Linked DNA regions of Mus musculus: region 2 is linked to region 1. A link is a loop called in an ENCODE intact Hi-C map of the cell type or tissue named here. Cell type or tissue: left cerebral cortex. All regions are shown on one strand.

Region 1 (8,000 bases):
TGACTGATTCTACAGGTACACAATCCCCACATAGGGAGAACTTTGATGTAAATCAAAGTTTACGGTATGACTTCATGTGTATAAAGCACCTATGGATCCATTTAGTGTAAACAATTCATTCAGTGTATAAATCAAAATTACAATATAACCAAACTACAAGGGTAGAAGGTCAAAAGAAGTGTGGGGAGAGGGCTGTATGATGTGTGTATACATATGTCATAGAAGCAAAGAAAGGACAGCTCATCTCTGTTTTATAGGCTAAAAAGTCATGATAAATAACTAACAACATAAGCACAAAAAGAGCCAACCTCAATGGAGACGATGTCCCCACCAGAATGGCCTGCGGATACCCCTATGGTGCATTTTCTCGGTTGATGAGAGAGTGTGGGAGGGTCCAGCTCACTATGGGTGGTACGACCCCGGGTCTGGTGGTTCTGGGTCCACAGTAAAACAGGCTGAGGGAGTTATGAGGATAAGCCAATAAACAGTATTCCTCCATGATCTCTGCTTCAGTTCCTGCTTCCTGGTTCCTGCCCCGACTTCTGTCAGTGATGGATGGTTACCAGGAGATATAAGCTGAAATAAACCCTTTCCTTCCCAAGTTGCTTTTGGCTATGGTGTTTTATCACTACAGTAGAAGCACTAAGACGGGGCCCTTAAGGGGAGTGGAAAGTAATACTTTTCCTGGCAAGTCTCAGAACATAACTTGTGTGTGTGTGTGTGTGTGCGCGCGCGTGTGTGTGTGTGTGTGTGTGTGTGTGTGTGTGTGTGTGTTGCACGCACATGAGTATATAGGTGTACAAATGGAGGCCAAAGGACATTGGTGTTTTAATCACATTGCACTGTGTTATTTTGAGGCAGGATCTCTCACTAAACTGGAAGCTTGTCTCAGGCTGGCAGGCCAGCAAGCTCGGGATCCGCCTGTCTCCACCCCATCAGTGCTCAGATTCCAGACTCACATACCATGGCCAGCTTTCTACACAGGTGCTGGGGATTCAAACTAGATCCTTGTATTTGTAGAGCAAACACTCTTTCACACCTAGTCACCTTCTTGCTTCCAATGCAACTTTGTAAATTCTGTGTATAACTTTAAGAGAAGGAAAACTGAGTTCAGAGGTCACCCACGGGTGAACCACGGAGATGTGGACACCCTAAACTGAGATGCACCCCATTCCCCATCTCTAGCACTTCATCCTAGATCCTGAGGCACAGCAGAGTCAGACCCTGCTCCCCTGGCACAGGATTGTGACACAGGAAGACACAAGGCAGCTGTTGCGAACAAGATGCTGAGGAAAAAGTGGGTAGGAGAAAGTCCAGGAAGAAAGCCCTTGCTTGGCCCAGAGCTGCTTCCGACAGAAAAGGTGTCACATGGAAGACCAGGCTTGGGACTTATACCTTACATCACATGCCAGCTTCTAAGCCAGGCACTGTAACAGGGCCGAAATAGATCTCCACTCTCATGTGACATCTCTTCCAGTTATGGAAGAGCAAGTGTCCCAATCTGGGGACAGACCACCATCTGAGGAAGTTACAAATACTCAGAGAAACCCCGGACACTCAGGCATTGCAAAGGCAGCCCACCCACTGGGCTCTGAGCGTCTGTGACTTCTCTAAGACATGACAGTTTGGTCCTTCAGTCATCACAGAGAAGGAGGAGGAGGAGGAGGAGGAGGAGGAGGAGGAGGAGGAGGAGGAGGAGGAGGAGGAGGAGGAGAAAGAGACAGTAAAGAGGGAGGAGGAAATGGTGACAGCTAAATCATAAGATGCTTCTCATCATCTCTTCTTCATCATCTCTCCTAGACCACAAAGGTACAAACCTGACAGAGTCCACTGACCAGCTACCTCGGACAAAGGCCATCTATGAACTTCAGATAAAATAAGTCCTTCAAAAATTCCTGGTCCTTACATATCAGTGATGCCATCATATGGTCATCCAAACTCTTCAAAAATAATGATACTAGCAGAAAGAGGAGGCAGCGTGATACTCCTGGGTACAGACTCAAGAGAAGCTCACCGTCCACGCTCACTGTGGTACTGTTCATAAATAGCTAAGTTATATAACCAGCCTAGGCGCCCCATCTATGGACTGAGAAATAAAAACACTATACGCACACTGGAGTGTATTCAGCCACAAAGAAAAACAAAACCATATTATTTGTAGGAAAATGAGTGGAACCAGAAATGATCGTGTTAAATAAAATAAGCCAGACTTAGAAAAAAAAAACAAAAACAAAACAAAAAAAAAAATCACTCCATTTTTTTCCCATGCAGAACCGGCATTTAAGAAGAACAGTGGGCATGAAAACAAGGCAGGCTCTTTAGGAAGAGACAAGGTTCCCACAAGGAGAGAAAAAAGAAAGGGCAGCAGAGGAACAGGGGAGCTGCGATGTAAGTGCATTGGATGCGTATCCAAAATGGGAGATACGGAAACCCGCTCGCATACAATATTCCATTCAAATAAGATCTAGGGAAAGGGCAGAAGAGCTGCACAATCAACTGGAAATTGTGGCCCAGCGACTGAGCAGTAAACTGTGGCCGATCCATCATCCTCTGAACAGCGGACAGCACCAGCATTTTCCCTATTGGTTGTAGAAGATGTGCTTGACTCAACAGAACTAAAAATTCTCTCTTCTGATTCAGTCCTAAACAGAATCTCACTCTAAATGTCAGGAGGTTTTTTGTTTTTTTTTTTTTAAAATCTCTCCACTTGCCTGCTTGCTTGTCTGTTTCTAACTGGAGACTGAAACTGTTGGGAATCTGTTTGATTCGGTCCAGGGGATATTTTGGTGTTCGGCGTTAGCTTTCAAAAAAATACAGGGAACCAATTCTGGTTCTAACTAGTTCAAAAAGTGGTTTGTTTTATTTTTAAAGTGCACACATTTGGTTCTTGGTTTCTAAGTTTGGTTTTCTTTTTAGTGTCTTTTTTTTTTTTTTAAACTTGGAAGTAGAGTGCCTGGTTCGGCTTATTTGGGCTCTTGGCACTTAATTCCATTTGAGTTCTGGCTCTGGACTCCCGTTGGTTGGCGCTAACAATGCGGCTTGCTTGGCTTGCCTTTGCAGGCGCTGGCACTGTGCAGCAGGACAGGTGCTGTGTTCTTAAACCGGGTGTGCATAGCCAAGGAGAAGCCCGATAACAGCACACAAAATGCTGGCAGTAGAAGGCCCCTCTGAGGCCAGGAACTCCAGCGCTCCTCTTTAGAGAGACTAGGGACATAGAGTAGGGAGCCATCTGAGCCAAGATGGTACCATTAAACAGCTGGGAGTCAAAGTGCTGATGTCCAGACTCCTCTATACCTCGCTGGCCCGTTCAGAAGTAACCCTGCAAAGTCACATCTAGACCCTAAAATTGACAATCCGGGGAGCAAAGCAAAATACTGAAAGGCTGTTCCTCCTGAACCTCTCCGTATTCCCTGAGCCTTGCCAGGGCCTGGAGTGGGAGGGAGAGACGCCCAAAGCTCTGCATAATGATTCAGAGACGCAGTGGGTGTACAGAAAAGCCAGCAGGTATTTAAAAGACCCAAGGCACTCACGTAGGAACAAGCCTATAAATTCTACCCCATCACTGTTGCCAAGGAGATGCAGGTGGGCCTGGAGCTGGCTCTCTGGCAGGAAACTCCCACCTCCCCCCTCTCCCCCGCCCCCCACACATTGTTCATGCCGTACACAGCTTCTTATGACAGCCCTCCTTCCCAGCCGGATGACCAGAGATCCACTCCTTTTCCTGGATAATGTGGCTCATTTATCCAAATGTCAGCTGGACCAACATGCTCTGGGGGGCTGCAAGGAACCCAAAATGCTATTTCTCCTGTGCCCAGAGATGCTCGGCAGGGAGGAGCCTTGTGTGGGTAGAAACCCCGAGATGTCTACAGTTCAATGCAGGAACTGCAATGCAGTCCATACTGATTCCATATCACCTATTCAGCCCTCCCTGGCTCATCAAACAAATACAGGGCTGAAAATGTTCTCTCAACAGCCTACACTCCAGTCAGTAAAAATGTTGTGCGAAGCATGAGAAGTGAATCCACGTCTTTAGTTGCATGACTGTGTGGCCAGATTCACAAAGATGAGAAGACAACAGCTGGGCTCGGGCTGCAAGAACCCACCTTCTGACCTCAGCAGGAGAGTGTGGGGAAGAAAGGGTTAAGCCACAGTTTGACTCCGTTTCTTCCCCTACCTCTCACAAAGGAGTCTGTAATATATTTCAAATCCCCTCCTTGACTTCGGGGTACACCGAGACACCTTTTGATTCCGAACACAGCTGCTGTGAAAATGGTGGCAGCTTGGCCATATGGCACCCGTCACCTGTCCCCATAAGGCAGCATCAGACCCATCATCATCCATAGGGTATTTAGTCTACCCTTCCTTCCTCTGATGGTCAACATGGCTGCACCCAGAGTGATCCTCCAATTCCTGTGACCATTCATGGTGCTTCATGAATGTGGAAGATGGATCTAGCAGCGTGACTGTTGAAAGCCAGGGGTTAAAGCCCTCTAAATTAGCCCAATAAAGCCATTAAAATGGAGACGATCTGTCCCATATGTTATTGGCCACAGTGTTGGGCCGAATTAATTATTGCATGAGCCAACAACTAATGGGGGCTGAGAGTTGAGTGTGTAGTTTGATCTAGATGCGTGCGATACATAGGGGAGTGAATGGGACAGAGAGAGCCAGCCTCACAGAGAGCAGCAAGTCCTGGAGGGACCTGAAGAAAACAGCATCTACCCTTCGTCCTCCCGTACTAGAAGAAAGCCATGTTCCTGGATGTCTTGGTCTTGTCCCTTCTTCCTTACTCCTGTAGAAAGCTCTGCAGCAATGTTTTGCTCTTCCGCCTGAGCTCTGAGGAAGGAGGAACGAGTCTGCATGCCCTGACCATGGTGGGCCTGGGGTAGCTCTATTTCTACCTAGCTGTTGGAACTCTCAGCTACATGAAGGCATAGGATGAGGGACGAAGAGTGTGGCCCGGTGGTAGGCTGCTTTCTTAGCATTATGCCAGGTGCTAGGAAGACATCCCCCCCCCCACCCTGCACTGCAAAAGAGAAAAGCAGCAATGAAAAGGGAATAAGGTAGGTTCCTGGGCAGAGCTAAGAAGCCGTAGATCAGGTAGGTTCACAGATAGAGCTAAGAAGCGATAGATAGGCCTTCCAAGCTTGCTGGAGTGTTGTGTGCTTCTTTCAGTATTTTCAGGGTATGACACATAAATGGTCCCAGGGAAATGCCTTTCAGTGGGATAGCAGCCTCCTTACATGATTAGTATATGCAAATGAAAGAAACTACATTAACGTTACAGTCAAAGCTTTCCTTCTTAGACCGCACAAGGTTCTGGGTAGCTCTTGGGGTTTGAGTTCATGCAGACCCAACTCTGTCCCTGATGGGAGCTGTTGCCACTGCTGGAAAGTGGGGACAGACGTGTCACCACATCCCCCCACTGTGGGCAGATGGAGGACAGTGACATTTGTGCTTCTTTCTCATCCCAGGTGCTGAATAAATGCCAATTCTCTTCCTTCTCCCTGAACTGTGGGTATCATTGGTCTCCGTACAGCCCTAATCATAATGGAAAGAATTGCACAGTACAGCAAGAGCCTATGAAGAGATATTCTCCTTCACAGACATGGGTTGAGGCCCACCCAGAAAACTGACATGGAGTGGTTGTAAAGAAATTAAGATCAGCACACACTGACAAGTATTAGTACCGAGAGCAGCCAGTTTTCAAATGTCCCTACAAAATGTCAAGTGCGTTAGATGCATGGCTGTCTTTCCCATCCATTCTTGGAAGAAAAAAAAAGAAAGGGGGAAGAAGGGAGGAGAGGAGAGAGGGGAAAGGAGGAAGGAAGGAAGGGAGAGGGAGGCATAACAGTTCTAGGCAGAGACCAAGGAAATTCTTTACATCCTGTCTCGTGACTTCATGCACACCGCTTAATGTCCAGTGAGTGCTATTTTACACACACGTGGACATCTAGCTCCAACTGTCAAAACAAGGTGCTGTCCCTCAGGACTTAAAGCATGCATGCTTTGTGCTCATTGAAGAAGGATGTTTCCAGAATTATGGGCTGGTTCCGTCATGCGAGGCCTGTGTGGTCTGGGAGCAGGATGGCAAAAGGGAAATGTCTCAGTCACAGCTCTCTGCAAGAGTCCTTCCAGACAGCAAACGCAAGGAGTGCACAGGAAGACCTTCAGGCAGGGGGATCCTCTGCCTTCCTGGAGCCCTTTCTAGGCTCCAGGCACCAGATAATCGAATCCCCACGCATGGAACTATGGGAATCCTCAGTTCACTGCGCGATAGAGAACAACTCTATATAAGAGAGTTTCAAGGTGAATCATGGTTCCGAGAAGATCTGCAACTCTGCTGGGGTTATGCAGCAGGATGGCTTCCTTGCTAGGCAAAAAAAGTAATTTCCAGCCTCAGATGCGGAGGGAATCTCTGTCAAGGGCAGGGAAGCTTCTACCTGGTCCACTCCCTCCCTTGCTCGCTCCATCATCTCCAATTTTCTCACTCACCTGCCAGAAGCTTCCTCTGCAACTAAGCTCAGCCACCCAAATCCATGATAGACTGGACCACAAACATCTCCTTTACAAAGGGCTGAAGTTCAGTGGGGTGTGGTGGGCTGGGCCTGTAATCCCAGGACTCAGGAGGCTAAGGCAGGAGGACTATGAGTTCAAGGCAGGCTTGAGATACACAGCAAGTTCCAGGATAGCCTGGGATACATACTGAGAGTCCATCTTGAAGAAGGAGCAAAAAGAAACATATTCCAGGCTTGGTGTTAACATCAGCTATAATCTCAGCACTGGGAGGCAGAGGCAGGAAGGTGGAGAGCTGGAGACCGCTGGAATACATAGTAACTTCTGGAACAAGCTGAAGTAAATAGGAAACCCTAAGCCAACCTTAGCTACATATCAGAACCTTGCCTAAAAGGTGGAGGGAAGGCTGGAATGAAGCTTCCCTTGTAAGCAGAAAGACCTTTGATCCCCAGAACCCACATTAAACCCATTGAGGCTTGTTAGTACCTACTTGCCATCCTAGAAAGTGTGGGGAAGAAACAGGTGGATTCCTGGGGCTTTCCGGCCGGCAAACCTAGTCTACCTGGTGAGTTCCAGGTAGACTAGAGATGAGAGGTCCTGTCTCAAAACAAAAAAACAATGAAACAAAACAAGAAAACAAAGTGTTCAGGCTCTATGGGAAAAGGTGCTTGCTGCCAAGCCTGGCAAGTTGGGTTCAATCCCTGGGACAAACGAGGTGGAAGGAGAGAACCAACTCCTGCAAGTTGTCCTCTGGCCTCCGTACAAACATGCATGTGCATGCACACACACAAGGAAATAAATGCAATGGCACTTTAAGAACAACAGCCAAGGTTGTACTTTTTGGGCCTCCACATGCATACACACACATGCTATGGACCATACATGCACACACACACACACGCACACGAACACACACACACACAAATGTCTACGAGGCTCTGCTTCCTGTTTTGCTTTCTTCCTTTCTATTCCCTCTCAGAATTCCAACCGTACAGTCTGCAGCCACTTCCAGCACAGAGCCATCAGCACTGGCAGGGCCTTCGCCATATTTGGACAATGAATTTACAAAGCATATGGGGTGACAATGTTCTTTAATGAGGCACAGTCCTGCAGGGACCAGTTCAGTATCACAGCGAAATTAATATGCAGATTAGAAATATGTGAAAGCTCTTTGCATGCAGTAGTGAGGACCCATAAAGAACCAGACGTTAAACAAATGGGTGCCAGGATTGCATCAACAGAAAAGCCCAAGTGAAGACCCGGCCCACAAAGTGGAGAAAATACTAAAGTCACTGAGAAATGGGCATAAACTATAAGGCTGCAAAGGCGTCCGCTACGGTGGTGGAGCATCCGCAATATTCAAGACAAGACATTCGTTACCGTATATGTCCCGTCTGCAGCAAGAAAGGCTGCTTTCTCAGACTAAGAATCACAGCAGCCATGTGTGAGGTGCCCAAGGGACAGTCAGGGTCCATGAGGAAGAA
Region 2 (8,000 bases), 89 kb before region 1:
GGATTAAGAAAAAGATGGTGGTTGAGAATAGGCCTAGACAAAGTAAAATGGATCATGTCCTAGTTAGCTTGTCAACTTGACACAAGTGAGAGTTATTTGGGAAGAGGAACCTCATCTGGGAATACGCTCCCTTCAGCTTGCCTGTAGGCAAGTGTGCCGTGTATTCTCCTGATTCATGAATGATATGGGAAGGCCCAGCAGGTGGTCCTGGGTTGTATAAGAGCACAGGCTAAGCAAGCCATGAGACAGAAAGCCAGTAAGTGGCATTGCCCCCATGGCCTCAGTTCCTGCCTAAAGTTTCCTGCCCTGGGTTTTCTCAGGAATAGAGAGTAAAATGTAAGGTGCAGTTAACCTTTTCCTTCCCAAGTTGCCCTTGGGTGTGGTTTTTATCACAGCAATAGAAAGCAAGCCAGGCCAGGCGACAGGCAAGACCATACTTCTTCTTGCTTGCGCTTGATCTCAATCTCTCTCTCTCTCTCCCTCCCTTCTTCCCCCTCTCTGCCAGTGTGTGTGTGTGTGTGTGTGCTACATGTGTGCATGTGTGTGCAGAGGTCAACGGTCAACATCAGACGGCTTCTTCTATTGCTCTCTACTTTATCTTTTGAGACAGGGCTTTCCACAGAACCTGGGGTTCACTGCTTCAGCTGAGCTGACTGGCTAATAACCTCAAGAGATCCTCTCACCTCTCCACCAAGTGCTGTGGTCCTCAGACACTGCTGTGCACAGCGCCTACCTGGGCACAGAGGACCCAGGAGCAGGTACACATTCAGTGTCATTCTGGTTATTGTCTAATATTTGATTCTGAATGTGGGCAGAACCTTCTGTAGTGTAAGTTATATTCAAATTCAAGGTGCCAACAGTAAATCAACTTGCTTGCAAAATCCCTGGACACTTATCCATCCCCCCCTGCCCTTCTGTAGTACAAGGCTGCAATCTGTGCTTACAGGTTTGTTCTTCAAAGTTCTTTAGTAGCAGCACACGGTGCCCAGAGTTTGGGACACCTCAGCTTCCTTTGCCCTAGTATCCGACACTAAATAAGGCACAATTTCTGCCCCTAATAACTCATGACAAGTAGAGAAGATGGTAAATACATTTCCCTGGCAGGCATTAATAATCAATGACAGAGTTCATGGGCAGCTCTTTTTGTCTTTCTTAATGTAGTGATCCATGTGACTCTTACTTATTCATCTCAGTTGGAACTAAAAATAGACCCTCTCTTCATTCTAGCAGATTCATTCATCCCAGTATAAATTCATTAATCGCAGGGCATCAAAGGTGTAAAGGAAGAAAAAGAGGGCATCCTAGACAGACTCCTTACTATTCTCGCCTAAGCTGCCTCTGTCTATGGACTTACCTCTATATGAATGTCATCTTAGGATCACTATGAAAACTGCTCATTGTCTGAGGGCTGCCCCAGCTGATGACTGGGAAGGAGAACACCCAAGTCAAGGGTCTGTGTGAGAAGTGAGACTGACTGCAGAGGGTGGGAAGGCTGCCATCTCTAATTAGAAGGCTCGAAGGAAGCCAAGCTGTGTTTTAGGGAGGATTCCAACATCTGTGCTCTGCTTCCTTCACAGGCAGCCTGCCCCGAGGGCCCTTTAAGAAGAGGCTCCACACTCACCTGGTACACACTACGGTTGCTTCTTCCAGCTTTACATCCTTGAATATGGTCCAGAATTGTATGTTCAAATTCTACCTTTGGCCACAGAATGAGTCTCCCCAAACCCCAACCCCCAGTGGAAAAGAAGGGAACAGGTTCTCTTTTATTCCCTTTAATTTATTTATTTATTTATTTTACATCCTAATTGCAGCCCCCTCTCTCCTCCCACTCCCCCTCACACAGCCCTTTCCTTCCCCTTCTCTGAGAAGGGGTAAGCCTCCAATGGGTACCAACCCACCCTGTCTCATCAAGTCACTTCAGGACTAGGCACATCCTCTCTCACTGAGGCCAAATGAGGCAGCTCAACTAGCGGAATGAGATCCACATGCAGGCAACAGAATAAGGTAACAGATAAGCCCCCAACTCCAAGTTGTTGGGTGGGACCCACTTGAAGACCAAGCTGTACATTTGCTACATATATTTGGGGGACCTACGTCCAGCCCATGTTTGCTCTTTGGTTGGTAGGTCAGTCTCTGGGAGCCCAAGGGTCTAGGTTAGTTGACTCTGTTGGTCTTCCTGTGGAGTTCCTGTCCCCCTTGGATCCTTCAATCCTTCCCACAACTCTTCCACAAGACTCTCTGAGCTCCATCTAATGTTTGGCTCTGGGTCTCTGCATCTGTTTTGGCCAGCTGCTGGGTGGAGCCTCTCAGAAGACAGTTATGCTAGGCTCCTGTCTGTAAGCATAACAGAGTGCAAACTTGTACAACCACCCTGGGAATCAATTTGGCATTTTCTCAGAAAACTGGGAATAGTTCTACCTCTAAACTCAGCTATAACACTCCTGAGCATATACCCAAAGATGCTCCACCATCCCACAAGGACACTTGCTCAACCATGTTCATAGCAACTTTATTTGTAATAACCAGAAACTGGAAACAACCCACAAATCCCTCAACCAAAGAATGGGTAAAGGAAATGTGGTAAATCTACACAATGGAATACTACTCAGTTCTTAAAAACAAGGGCATCATTGAAATTTGCAGGCAAAAGGATGGAACTAGAAAATATCATCCTGAGTGAGGTAACCCAGATACAAAAGGACATACATGCTATGTACTCACTGATAAACTGATATTAGTCATAAAGTACAGAGCACCTAGGTGACACTCCACAGACCTCCAAAATGCTAAATAACAAGGAGGGCCCAAGGGAGGATATGTGAATCTTACTCGGAAGAAGAAATAAATTAGTCATCAGAGATGGATAGAGGGAGGAAACTGGGTGGGAGAGAGCAATGGGGAGGGGGGTGAATTGGGTGTGGGGAGAGAGGTCTTGGAGAGTATGAATGGAGATTGGCAGCAGTTAGGGTGGGGGAGGCGAGCATCTCAAGGACATGCGAGATGGGGGGACGCTCCAGGGGGTCTATGAGGGTGACTAATTGAAGCTCCCAGCAGTGGGGGATATGGAGCCTGAAGTGGCCACCTCCTGTAGCTAAGCAAGACCCCTACTGGAGGGATAAGGACACCATCCCAAAATGTGCCCTGCCTACAAGAAATGCAGGGACAAAGATAGAGCAGAGACTGTAGGAACAGCCAACCAATGACTGGCCCAACTAGAAACCCATCCCATGGACAAGAACCAATCCCTGACACTATTAATATTATGCAGTAGGAACTGATTGCAGAAGGGTATGGATTCTTAACATGATTTCTTACCACTAATACCTACCCTGTTACCAAATACTGATTCTCCACAGGGTGGGATAGTACTCAGAAGCAAATGAGCATCGTGAGAGGACCTCCCATGCCCTACATCTATTGTCCACGGTGTCGCTGGCCAGTCTCCTAGATTCTGGAGACTTTTGCTTAAGATCTTGTGTCTAGGATCTGAAGTTGAGAGCAGGTTGTTTAAAACCCTCTCTAAGTTTGTTTTCCATACATGAAAAATGAGAGGTTCAGAAAAGCCGTGGCCCCAGGGTGCTCATGTGCTAGGGCAACAAGATCCAAAACTGCCAGTCTTTCTTTCTGCTGGGGTGGGACTACCTGTTCCAGGACCCAAGTCAGAACCCTTTCCCATCTGAGTTTCAGATCATTCTTTCCCTTCTTCCTACCCCTCAGTGAGGGAAGCCCTTTGCTGCTAACATTTATTCCTAACATTTATCTTTGTCACATGAAATGATGCAACACCTTAGTTAAGACTTATTGTCCTTCCTAAAGTTTTATTTATGTTTTAGTTCTCTTTAAAGAGCAATTGGAAAGGATCTTAGGAAAAGGGTCTAATACACCAGATATTTAATAATGAGCTCACAGCAGAACCACCCCTTCAATGCTCTACCTGACCCCCCTTTTTGCTTAAAGGCTGATCTAGTCTATAGACTGACAATTGAAGAAAATCTACACGAAACACACTCAATAAACATATTGGACCAACCTTGGCATGCTTACTTCCTGGGCAAATGCCCCACAGTTTGGAGACATTCAAGGACATCCCCACTCCGCAACCAGGCTCACTTTTCCTTATTAAAGAGGAACAAGCAACCTCCCTGTGTGTGTTACCTGCAGGTAAAGCCATGCCTCCATCCCAGCATTCCCAGGGAACAGGAGAGAGGCTGGGATCCACCCCCACTATGCTATGTTTGGAGGCAGTAGTCAGATGGGGAGGAAGTCACGAAGGAACGTCTGAATCAGATGGTATTTCACCCACCACACAGCCTGGGTGACTTGTGTTCTCATCCACACAAGTCAAACAGTCCTCCAGGCTTGCTAAAAGCGACCCAAAGAGGCTTGGGGTGACAGGGACATCCAGTCAGCATTGAAGATAGGGGAGGTGGGATGGGAGGGTGGAGAAAAGGCAGGGCATACTGTTGGTAGGGGAAAGACAATGAATTCAACAGGTTTTCCTCTCAAGGTTAGAAGGGGACAGATGGAGAGGGTAGAGGTAACTTTCATTTGGAACCCCACCCCCACTCCTTTCTTCCCTAGGATTCTCCACTTCCAGATCCCCTGCCCAATCACAGATTCCTCTCCAATGCCTGCAACCCGAGTGTGATGGTTTGTATATCCTTGGACCAGGGAGTGGCACCATCTGAAGGTGTGGCCTTGTTGGAATAGGTGTGACCTGGTTGGAATGGGTGTGTCACTGTGGGTATGGGTATAAGATCCTCACCCTAGTTGCCTGGATGTCAGTCTTCCACTAGCAGCCTTTGGATGAAGACATAGAACTCTCAGCTCCTCCTACGCCATGCCTGCCTGGATACTGCCATGCTCCCACCTTGATGATAATGGACTGAACCTCTGAACATGTAAGCCAGTCCCAATTAAATGTTGTTTTTTATAAGACTTGCCTTGGTCATGGTGTCTGTTCACAGCAGTAAAACCCTAACTAAGACACCAAGAAAGCAATTTCTGATAGGCCCATATAGGAACCAAGGTGAAGGAATTTTGATATCTGGGTTTCTGTGTACCACCTAGCTGAAGGTATCTCTGAGTTAGCTATTCCTTATATGGCTTTATGTCCCAGCCTGCACTGGGAACATACCAATCTCTTGATAAGGATCTTTTGATTCGAATGGCTCACCCAGGATTAGGAACTAAGGAAGTGCTAACATGGAACCTCCCTTGAAGAATTCCATGGATTATTACCATCAGAATCTTCATGCCTGGGACAGATGAAAACCTACCCCAGAAGTTCGTCTGAGAACCCCACAGGCAGGCACTCCAAGCTACTGGGGGAAAAGCTTGTTCTATTATTATCAGAGTCTAATAATTCTTAGATGGCTGTTATAGCTGACTCCCCAACTATGTGATGTGGTTACCCCACATAGAGTGGACCCCCCTGGACGGTCAGCAGACTTACTCTATTAAGAGGCAGCCCAAAGCAAGTGGAGAGTATATGGAGAGGAGGGGTTGAAGGGAGGAAAAGGAAGTGGGGAATGTTGTAATTATATTCTAACTTCAAAAGATTAAAAAAGACACAGCTTTTTTAACTTTCTTTGGACTCAAATTTTTGTTTTGGTATTTCTCTGTTTCTAGGTATTTTGTTTTATTTTGTTTGGGATGTGATGGTTTGGGTTGTTTATTTGTTTCTTTGTTTGTTTGTTTTTCCTGTTTTGTTTTCCAGACGAGGTCTCACATCTCACTCTGTAACCCAGGCTGGCCAACTTGCAATGACCTTTTGCGTCAGCCTCCTGAGTGCCAAAAATACAGGCCTGAGTCACTGCACCTGGCTTCGTCTGACTCTTATGTCACATGAAACCTCTACTTTATCAAGGGCCAAAAAGTATTTGTATAACACACCTCTATCAGGGTCACTTCATTCCTTGGGGACATCTGATAGGTATTTATTTACATACTGGTAAAGACATAGATTTATAACTGAATGTTTTATATTGTAGGAAATGTAGGTTGTTTTGGGTTGAGAATAATCTGGACAGATTCCCTTATTGTTAACATTTATTCTGATTAAAGAAAAAAAATAATGAGGCTAACAAAACCTTCCCACCCCTCGCATGTCACACCCAACCTTCCAAGGGCAGCAGGAAGGCTGTGTACCAGCTCTGCTGCTACAGAAACCTCCTGGCACAAAAACTTTCAACCTGGGGACAGAAGGCCAGAGTCTGATAGAGCACAGGAAAGTATTACAAAGACTCTGCAGCTGGACTGTCTGGGTACTGGCTTGGTGTGGGGGAGCAGGTGTGTGCTAAGGGGCAGTCCAGAGTCCCCTGATGGTCACAAGGATTGCACAATTAGCACTGAATGGCAGCAGGTGACCATATCTGCTATCTAGAGTATAGTCACACTTAGGGACCTGGGACAGACTGACAGTTTTTTATTAAAATGTTTCCATGGATAAAGAAACAATAGTTATTATGTTGTCCCCAAAATGCCCATGAAAATTGATGCTGGGCTCCAAGTGATTCTAAGAAGGACTGAATCACAGAACTATCTACTCTCAAAGTGCTGAACGGGAGACATCGTGAGGCAGTGAACTAATTGTCTGTTACTAATTGTCTGATACGGAGAACCAATCAAAAGCTCACATTCTCATTTTCTCTATATGCCAGGAACTGCTCTGAGCCCTTTTCAAGGACTAGAACATGACACCCTTAGAATAACCTGAGGTATAAGCCATTACCATTCCTACACTAGAGCTGGGCAGCCAAGGCAGAACGAGCCTGGAACATCACAGAGGACCCTAGCCTTGACCCTAGCCTACTGTTTGTATTGCTTCTGGGTTCCATCAGTGTGGTATTCTTGTCTTTTTGAGATGGGGGTCTCGCTGTACAGCTGTGACCCCCAACTCCTCATGTAGATTGTGCCAGCCTCTGATTTGCAATAAATTTCCTGAGTGCTGGCATCACAGGTGTGTGCTATCACTCCCAACAAGGGCACAATCTTGATGAACAGTGTCACCATAAGACTCTAAGCCCTACCCCTGGCCTCTCCACTACCCAGGATACTTTAGGGCAGTGGTTCTCAATCCTCCTAATGCTGTGACCCTTTAATATAGTTCCTTGTGTTGTGGTGAACCCCCCCACCATAAAATTATTTTTACTACTTCATAACTCTAGGTTTGCTACTGTTATGAATTATGATGTAAATACCTGTGTTTTCTGGTGGTCTTAGGTGACCCTTGTGAAAAGGTCATTGAAGCAACCCCACGAGTTGAGAACCGTTGCTCTAAGAATTCCCAGTGATTCACATTTGTGACCTTTCCTATAAATGGGTCTGTTCGTATTACCATTGGTGGCTTCATCTCATATTGCCATTGCTAGATCCATCTTTTCCATTTGGTTTAGCTTCTGTTAACTGATGAGTTACAAGAACCTTAATGAAAGTGGTAAGGTTAGATTGGGAAACTGACAGAAGCATGAGCTGAGACTCTGAGGAACATCCTCCGCCACAAGCACGCAGGGGTTAAGGTGGTACGGGCTTAACACACTCTCTCCCATTAGCAATGCTGTGAATCCCAAAATACTCTCTCTGGGTCCCCACCTCTCTATGATTTTGGAATCCCAGAAACAAAAACCATCTCCCGTAGTCACCTCTATGGCTTCCTAGAGCAGAGCTGACTCTTCACCTCTCACGGGAGACATCGGTATCAAGGAGCGGGTAAATCCTAGACCCCATTACAACCAAAGCCTTCAATGCTCTTCTGGAACAGAGAAATGTGTGTGTATGTATACATCAAATTCCAGTTCATGAAAAATAAAGACCAGGGAAATCACAGAGAATCAGAGAGGTTAAATCATTTACTTTAGACCACACAGCTATGCAATAATGTCTTTCTTTCCCTAACATGAAGCATAGGGGCTTCTCCTTAAATGTGCAGTTATCTGTCAGAACTGAGGAAGATCGGGGAACCTCTATAGCTTCTGTTATGCACATAGAGAACAATCTGC

What was found. A loop is a pair of places that touch in the nucleus more often than their neighbours do. Peaks named below come from ENCODE experiments on the same cell type or tissue, not always from the same donor. Only the 100,000 strongest peaks of a DNase experiment are listed, where the experiment ranks them.
Region 2: a loop joins it to region 1, with 11 times the contacts of the local background. A loop is called at or near these places in 6 of 42 quality-filtered maps.

Annotation. Positions count from the first base shown.
Region 1 is chr8:34,388,264-34,396,263 of GRCm38, reverse strand. No RefSeq gene overlaps it. Among named protein-coding and RNA genes, the nearest start is that of Gm33831, 5.5 kb to the right of the region's middle. In left cerebral cortex, no CTCF peak of the experiment used is centred here; DNase peaks (open chromatin) are centred at 1,999, 2,785, 3,034 and 3,464; H3K27ac peaks cover 3,126 bases.
Region 2 is chr8:34,476,921-34,484,920 of GRCm38, reverse strand. The region is part of intron 2 of Gm46038 (a long non-coding RNA gene); the gene reads right to left. Among named protein-coding and RNA genes, the nearest start is that of Gm39160, 7.9 kb to the right of the region's middle. In left cerebral cortex, no CTCF peak of the experiment used is centred here; a DNase peak (open chromatin) is centred at 4,261; H3K27ac peaks cover 840 bases.